Regions from separate parts of the Homo sapiens genome. Here region 2 is linked to region 1. Evidence: read pairs that join two places in POLR2A ChIA-PET (ENCODE). Cell type or tissue: Panc1. All regions are shown on one strand. Links, peaks and the distances in the headings refer to the core of each region. The heading gives the core; the rest is flanking DNA.

What was found. Peaks named below come from ENCODE experiments on the same cell type or tissue, not always from the same donor. Only the 100,000 strongest peaks of a DNase experiment are listed, where the experiment ranks them.
Region 2: POLR2A ChIA-PET joins it to region 1 with 10 read pairs; 3 of 35 experiments call an interaction of 5 or more read pairs at or near these places.

What each region holds. Positions count from the first base shown.
Region 1 is chr10:120,979,017-120,983,403 of GRCh38, reverse strand. It overlaps LOC105378519 (a long non-coding RNA gene), which reads left to right and starts at 1,751. Exons shown (of 3, transcript XR_001747609.2): 1 at 1,751-2,185; 2 at 2,648-2,752. In Panc1, for the core only: no CTCF peak of the experiment used is centred there; no DNase peak of the experiment used is centred there; H3K4me3 peaks cover 559 bases; H3K27me3 peaks cover 223 bases.
Region 2 is chr10:121,570,939-121,575,325 of GRCh38, reverse strand. All of the region lies in intron 2 of FGFR2 (fibroblast growth factor receptor 2), which reads left to right. Among named protein-coding and RNA genes, the nearest start is that of FGFR2, 25 kb to the left of the region's middle. In Panc1, for the core only: no CTCF peak of the experiment used is centred there; no DNase peak of the experiment used is centred there.

The DNA.
Region 1 (4,387 bases), core at 138-4,137:
TGGTCTTGATAAGAAAACAGGGCAGCAGCTTTGTTTTCCAGCAGGAAGTATTTCCTAGAGCAAGCAACTAAATTATTTTTCCTAGTTTCAGTATTGTTTAGCACAGAAACAGGAAGTATGCTAGTTTCAATAATAATAATAATAATAATAATAATAATAATATTTACTCATAGGATTATTAGGAAAGTCAGGTGAAATTATGTAGGAAATGTGCTTAGCAGAGTCTCTGCTTAATAAACGTAGCTATTAATTAGGGTGAGGCAGCAAATAACCAGAGCAGAATGTGATGAAGCCATTTGGGTAGGGTGATCCATTATCCTGGTTTATCTGAGATTGGAGGTGTTTTGGGATGGGGAATTTCAGTGCTAAAACCAGGAAAATCCCAGGCAAATGATGTCAAGTTGGTTAATCTCGGTTCAAGACAGGAAAACCCAATTGTTGCACATAAATTTTTTGGAATTTAACTTGGATTTTTTCTTTTAAGCATCAGAAATGTCTAATAATGTTTGTGAGTCCCAGAATAGAACATGTGGTCCTTAGGGAGTAGGGAGTAAGGTTTCCCAAGTAGCAGAGGCCCTATCCTGCGGCAGGTGTTTGCTAGAATCCTGCACTGGGGCCTTTGCTGAGGGTGCTGAGATATCCCTTTGGAAGCATCTCGAAGGCTGCATTGGAAATAAATAAGCCCCGGGAGGATCACACTGCAGGTGAAACCTGAGACCCTAAGCCAGCCAGAATCACCTTGGTATGACAAGCAGAGCTCTGCCTCTTTCTCTCATTTCTCTCTTCTGTTCAAAGAAAAAACTGAACTGGAATGAAGAAGCACCCAAAACTGGGGTTAAAAACTAGATATTTTGGGTTCAAAGTGAGGTTTTTCTGTCCCTCTTTTTGCACATATGGAGCCCAACACTGCTTAGTGAGCTGCTTCTTGCCAAATGCTTGGACAGCACCAGCCCATTTAGTTCTCACCAGTGCCCTGCAAGAAGTGTACTATTACCTTCACATTACACACCAGGAAATTAAGGTTGGGAGAGGTTAAGGGACTTGCAAAAGGTCACGGAGCTATGAAGGGATGGGGAGCTGGGATTCAAATTTGGGTTTGTAAGGAGAGAAGAGACGTCTTTCTTCTCAGCCTAGTAAGTGTGGGAGATCAACCGCAGGGTGATCGGATCTCCAAGATGAATGAGTCAACAGGACTTTCAAAGCACTATCTGAAGGTAAACAAGTCAGTATCATCTCTCCTTAGGGTCTGTGAGTTACTTTTGCTCTCTTGAGGGAGAAACTGAAATCTACACCGAATTGAGCGAATTGAGCCCAAAGCAGGGGCTCAAGTTTCTCTCAGCCTTCCTTTGCTTACAGCCCTGAGGGGATCCTGGCTGGGTGCTATTTCCAGGAGGGTCTCTCCCTCAGCAGGGAAAGGAGAGCAGGATTTGCAGAAGCTCCAGTTGGAGACAGAGCCCTGGGGGCGGGGGTTGGTGGATAGGGGTAGGCACTTGGCTTAAGCCAGATCTGAACTGTTTCCTTCTATCCTGCTCCTGGGGCAGGAGGCCCCCTGCAAGGCCCTAACTATACTGATCTTATCTCCTCCTGGGGAATTTTCCCACAGGGAGGCAGGAAAGGTCAGCAGTGTGTCCTGAGAGCCCTAAGGCAGGCCCACCCACTTCTACCACATGAGTGCTTTGGGAGAGGTACTGGAGGCCACACCTGTAAACCCAATAGGTCCTTTTAATACATACCAGGGAGCTGCAACTGGGGGATGCCACCGTGGTGCTGGGCCTGCAAGGGAGCCCCCAGGAGACTCTATTAAGCTCCCATTTGACAAGTTTTAAAACTGGCCCAACCCAGGCATGTGCACAGGATCAGAAGCCCCATCTCTCTAAATTACTAGGTTGAAATGCCACATCTTAACGACTCATGCACCGTCCACACTACTGCTGCGGTATCTGTGTCCCACCAGGGCTGTGTTTGATTTTTTAAATGAACTCGATTTGTTTTATTGTTTTGTAATTTGAACATGTAGAGATGGAGGTAAATAGAAAACCGGCATCTGTGTATTACACATAGAAAGTCACCATAAAAATAAACACAATGAATACTCTTCAGCAAAGGGAATGAAAAATCTACAACTACATACCACTGAACACAAATGGAAATCACCAACAGGTTGAGGGAGAGAAGCTGAGCCCAGGTGAGTCCATTTAAATGACTGATGGAAAACTAAACGCAGGCAAAATTATCTTCTGTTGGGAGTTAGGAGAGTGGCTGCCCTTCTGGAAGGAGGGATAGAGAGTGGAAAGGGATGGGGGAGGGGCTTCCCGGAGCCCAGAAAAATTCTGTTTTGTGAATTCAAAATTAGCAAATTCTGTTTCTCCATCTGGGTGCTGGTTTCACAGGTTGTTCAGTTTGTGATGATTCACTCCGTTTTACATCCAGTTAACATCACGGATGGTGCTAAACTTCAAAATAAAAAAAAATTAAAAGTTAAGTAGAAGGGAGTTAACACACTACGGTGCGTATTAAATTCTGGCCAGAAACCAGGGTCAGTTTAGGGCCTGAGGTCTGCTCTCCTCTTTTAAGAAAAGGCTGAACAGGTGCGCAGCAGGGGTCAAAGCCTGTGCTGGCCACGTTTTCTGCTCCTCCTCCTCCTCAGGTTTGGAGGGGCATTGGAAAGGAAATGACTTTCTCACTGTGCAATGCCAGGCTTTGTTCAAGCATTTGGGAAAACAATGAGGAGGCAGCTTATTCCCAGCTCCAGGTAAGTGATTAAAATGTGATAAGGGTGGGGAGCTGGGGCAGACAGAGGGGTGAGAGGTGGGCACCTGAGGGTGGGGGGCGTCAGCATATGTCAGAGTCTGGGGATGCCTCAGTGCTGGGGTTGAGTGGGGTGGGGAGGGGCGCTCCAAAGAGCCTGGGGATGCCCATGTCACAACCCTGGCAGAAGGAGGAAGCACTGCGGAGGCCCCACATTCGCAGGGGACCACAGGCCAGGTGCGCGTGGATTTGCGTGGTTTACTCGGATTTCAGGTCGGGCCTAGAAAGTAAACTAATGCTTTCACCTTCCCAGGGCAAGGGGAGCCTGTGGAAAGCACTCAGTTCCCCAGTTGGTGCCTCCTCGGTGACCACTCCCTCCTTTCTCACGCTCCCACCCTGAGCTTCAGCAGAAACCCCCTTCTGCAAGGATGGCCCGGAGCCCCAACTCCATAGCAACCCACGACAGCCCTGAACCCGTCCGACCCCCATAGGGCCCCTCAGCCCCCAAGGGCTGAGCCAGGGCCTCCCGGCGACCCTCTGCACCCCCCTCAGGCGGGCCTCCTCTGGGCGGGTTTAGTATTAAGCGTTAATGATTAAATGGGGGTTCTCCATTAACCCCGCAGCGGGCCTTTGTCTGTGGACTGCCTAGGCCTCCTCCTTTGAAATGCCACATAAAAATGATAGATGTCCTTCTCTCCCTCCCGGGATCAGCGGGCCCTGTTTCCCTTTAAAGTTGCAGTGGGCAACACAAGGGCGAGGCTTGTTTAAACACAGAAGCGCGAGGCCGACCCAGGGCTGCGCAGGAACGGCCGGGCGGGGCGGGGCGGGCGGGCAGGCAGAGTTAAGCGCGCGGCGGCAGCAGGGACGCGGGGAGCGGCTCGCGGTAGGGACACGTGGGACCGCGCCGGCTGCACCCGGGTGCGGGGCTGCGCGCTTAGGGCCTGAGAACATTCGGAGACCGGTAAGACCCGTCTCTTTGCCGAGGTTCGCGTCGATGGCGAATAATGACATCGACTCCGAGAGTGCTGAACCTGTCCACGCGGCGGAAGGAGTTGCAATGAGAAGTGAACGAGAAAGCGTGTAGAAAGGGTGTGGGCGTGGCTTGTGCGTTAGGCGAGCTGTTCACCTGCACTGCTCAACGCGCGGTCCAGGCGCCGGCAGCATCCGCACCTCCTGGCAGGCTGCTGCAAAGGCGGGTCTCAGGCGGCTGCATCAGGGCTGCACGTTAATTCGGTCCCTAGGCGACTTGTGTGCGCAGTAGTTTGAGAAGCCCGGTCTATGTAACCAGTGGCTCTAGTAACAATAGGAATAATACTGGCTAATATGTATCGAGTGCCTAGCGTGAGTCCAGCACTGTTTTAAGCACCTTACAAAACTGTCCTGTTTAATCCTTATGACATGACAGGTGCAGCATGTTGCTGACGAGAAGGTTGAGGTCCGCAGAGGTTTGGTGCTTTGTCAGAGATTACACAGCTGATGATTAGAAGCCCAGGCTACCATAGGCTCGCATACGAGCACGAGTGCAGAAGCCCCTTCTAGGTTAGCCCTGGTGTGTGTGTCACTTCAAGTTGGAAACTGTCCTTTGAAATAATCAGGGGCCAAATCTTGTCTGCTTAACGTGCACCCAGCTGAGATGGAT
Region 2 (4,387 bases), core at 96-4,095, 590 kb before region 1:
AGTGCGGATTTCCACTGTGGGTGGGGACATTGGGAGACACGGTGACTCACTCCTCAGTAAGTGCATTCTTAGGCTCTTTACTCTGTGTGCATTTTTATTTTCTCATGGGCAACAATATAATTTCTTTCAAACATGAAGAGCCATCCAGCATGTTTCTCAAAGGCAGACTTAAATGATATGAGGGGTGTGCCTAAATATATAATTTTTAATGGTTACCATATTGGAAACATTAGCCATGATCCCATCTGATGACTAGGAACATGAGCCAGTCTGGAGTTTCTGGAGAAATCCAGCTACCGCTGCAGAGGCGGCTGTTAGCTGTTGTTACCGGCATCCTTGTTAGCGACCAGGGAGGTTTCAGTCCCGACTTGTGTCTACCAGACACCCTGACAACTGGTTAGAAAGAGAGGACTGCACCCTTTCATCCTGCGTACTTATCTGTTGTTTGTTGCTTTGACTTCTTTTTGTTCTCCGTTTTTATGTTGGCAGTATTTCTCGAGGTAGAGAACTTTCACCTTTATATTGTGCGGAGTATTTGTCCCTTCCTCGCCCCCTTAAAGAACACGTAGTACCTATGCCTTATAAGGTCTCTGTTTGATGTGAGGAATTTGGTCTTCTTGCAAGTCGGCTCTTGCAGAGGGGAGGCTTTGAGGATGTCTGGGCTGCAGCAGGCTGTCTTCGTTGCTGTGTACACAGCCCTCATGGCAGGGCATGCAAAGGTGGTTGGTTCTGACTTCAATGGCGGGACTCCATTGCCTTTATTTTTTAATTTAATTATTATTATTATTATTATTTTTGAGATGGAGTTTAGTTCTGTCACCCAGGCTGGAGTGCAGTGGTGCGATCTGGGCTCACTGCAACCCCCGCCTCCCGGATTCAAGCAATTCTCCTGCCTCAGCTTCCCGTGTAGCTGGGACTACAGGCACACACCACCATGCCCATCTAATTTTTGTGTTTTTAGTAGAGACGGGGTTTCGTCTTGTTGGCCAGGCCGGTCTCGAACTCCTGACCTCAAGTGATCCACCTGCCTGGGCCTCCCAAAGTGCTGGTATTACAGACATGAGCCACCGCACCTGGCCTCCATTGCCTTTATTTCTTTCTGCTGATAAGTTCTGATGCCAGTGATACCCAGATTGTGCCATAGGAAAGAGGGGGCTGGGCTCTTCCAGAAACCCTATCTTGCAGAAATCTCTCTTCTGTTCCTACGGACAGAGAATTGGGTATTGACCAGTGAGGACTTCTTACTGGGACTGGGCGTGGCCACTACAGGACATCTTCCAGACTAAGAGGGCCAGTTGGGGGTTACTGGACCAGGGAGGACAGTGGCGGCCACTTACTTGCCATGTGCTTTGTGTGCAGTGACTATGTAGCGACATTTGCAGCCGGACTGTGTTTCTCCTGTAGAGACACTGGCAGCCCTACAGCCCTACAGCCGTGACATTTACTCTGTACAAGGTGGCAGGAGGTGTGGGAGGGCACCGGGAACCGAAGGCCATTTTACTACCCTTCCCGCAGCGCTCCTGTTACAGTGCTTGTGGGAGTCCCAGCTGTGCCTCCAGGTACAAACGGGTTTCTTCCTGCAACCCACAACCCTGACAGGACATGCCTCCCGGGTGTGCTCCTAACCTGCCTCTTCTCTCTGCCCCTCCCTCTTTCTCCTCTCCCCTTCCCCTCTCTTTCTTCCTCTTGCCTTCCTCTTCTTTCCTCTCCCTCCCTCTGTTTCTCTCCCTTCCTTTTCCTTGTCTCCGTCTCTCCTCTCCTTTTTCCCCCTCTCCCTCTCTTTCATCCTTCTGTCTCTTCCAGAGGAGTCTGTTCAGGGATTTCTTTCTCTCTTTCTTCTTCCTGGAGGAATGTGTTTAGGGATTGGACACCTCTGACTTTGGAGGAGGGAGAAACCTCAGTGGGATGGGTTCCAGGACGACCCCACCGCATCCTTGGAACTAGGATGATCTAGACGTTGGAAAAGACACCATCCCTGGGAAACCCCAGAAAAGGCTTAATTTGTGAAAAGTAATGGAGGGAGCTGTGCCGTTGGTAGAAACTGCTTTTTTCTTCCTTAACAGTTTAAATCTGTCGTCCATTCTCCGTGAAGTGATTGGACGGGGCAAGACTCAGGTTTCCCATCTGTTCTCTGTTTGCATTTGGGCGCCATTTCAAAAACCACACGGGAAAAGTTTATAGGCAAACATTATAAAAAGTGACAGTCTGAAGTGCTGCTATCGCTGGTTTGGCAACGTAAAGTGTTACCTGAAATAGCTTACCGTTTCCAAACCCTTTTGCTGTTTCAACTGTCTCAAGACAACCCTCCCGCTGAGATGGGTGAGAAGTCCAGCTGGATGTGTGCAGTGAAGTCACATAAGTCACAGCCTTTTTTGACTTTTACAAGATTTCCCCCTCCTGGGGCTATCTTCACACACAGCGAGGATTTTTTTCTCTCTGTTTACTTATAGAGAGGTAAATTCATGCAGCTTGTGGCTAGTGGCACTCTGTGTGATGTCAAATGGTCTGCTGAGGGGCTCGGAGAGTCAGGCAGCCCCTGCCTCAGTTTCTCTCTCTCCCCAGTCAGAGGTCCTATGAGCTCCCAAGGAATAACAGGATGGTTTTCTTAGGGAAGGAAGGCCAGGTCAAGGCAGGAATTACTCACAGCTCATGTGCAGATGCCTGTTGTTATTCATACTATTTATTTATTTGTGTTTTTTTTTTGTTTGAGACAGTTTCACTCATGTCGCCCAGGCTGGAGTGCAATGGCATGGTCTCGGCTCACTGCAACCTCCACCTTCTGGGTTAAACGATTCTCCTCTGCCTCAGCCTCCCAAATAGCTGGGATTACAGGCACATGCCACCACGCCCAGCTAATTTTTTATATTTAATAGAGATGGGTTTCACCATGTTGGTGAGGCTGGTCTCGAACTTCTGATCTCAGGTGATCCACTCGCTTTGGTCTCCCAAAGTGCTGAAATTACAGGCATGAGCCACTGTGCCTGGGCTACTTATTTATTTTTGGAGACAGGTTCTCGTCTCGCTGTGTCACCCAGGCAGGAATGCAGTGGCGCGATCATAGCTCAGTGCAGCCTCTGGGGCTCAAGCGATCTTCCTACCTCAGCCCCCTGTGTAGCTGGGACTACAGGTGTTTATCATCATTCCCGGCTTTTTTTTTTTTTTTTTTTCATTTTTTGTGGAGAGAGGATCTTACTATGTTCCCTAGGCTGGTCTTGAACTCCTGACCTCAAGTGATTCTCCCACCTCGACCTCCCAAAGTGCTGGGATTGTAGGCATGACCTGCTGTGCCTGGCCCATTTATTTTTTGATTAGCTGTACAAGTACCTGTCTCTCTCATTTTTAAAGTATCAAAACAGTCAATTTTTTTTTTTATTTTTTTTTTGAGATGGAGTTTTGCTCTTGTTGCCCCGGCTGGAGTGCAATGGCGTGAGCTCAGCTCACCACAACCTCCAGCTTCTGGGTTCAAGCGATTCTCCTGCCTCAGCCTCCCGAGTAGCTGGGACTATAGGCATGCGCCACCATGCCCAGCTAATTTTGCATTCTCAGTAGAGACGGGGTTTCTCCATGTTGGCCAGGCTGGTCTCGAACTCCTGACCTCAGGTGATCCGCCCGCTTCGGCCTCCCAAAGTGCTGGGATTACAAGCACGAGCCACCGCGCCCGGCCAGTCGTTTTTGTTTGTTTGTTTGTTTGTTTGTTTGTTTTTAAAGAAGCTGCTTGTGGCCAGGTGCGGTGGCTACCACCTGTAATCCTAGCACTTTGGGAGGCGGAGGCAGGTGGATTGCCTGAGCTGAGGAGTTTGAGACTGGGCTGGGCAACGTGGTAAAACCCTGTCTCTACTAAAATACAACAACAACAACAAAATTCCCAGGCGTGATGGCATGCACCTGTAATCCCATTACTCCAGAGGCTGAGGCAGGAGAATCACTTGAACCCAGGAGGTGGAGCTTGCAGTGAGCCGAGATCGCACCACTGCACTCCAGCCTGGGAGAGAGCGAGACTCCGTCTCAAAAAAAAAAAAAAAAAAAAAAAAGGCCAGGCACGGTGGCTCACGCCTGTAATCCCAGCACTTTGGGAGGCTGAGGTGGGCGTATCACGAGGTGAGGAGATCAAGATCATCCTGGCCAACATGGTGAAACCCACCCCGTCTCTACTAAAAAAAATACCAAAAATTAGCCAGGTGTGGTGGCAGGCTCCTGTAGTCCCAGCTACTCAGGAGGCTGAGGCAGGTGAATAGCGTGAACCCGGGAGGTGGAGCTTGCAGTGAGCCAAGATCGCGCCACTGCACTCCAGCCTGGGCGACAAAGCCAGACTCCGTCTCAAAAAAAAAAAGAAAAAAAAGGCTGCTTGCTAACACGCTGCTGGTACTTCCCAAGTATTTGAAACTTC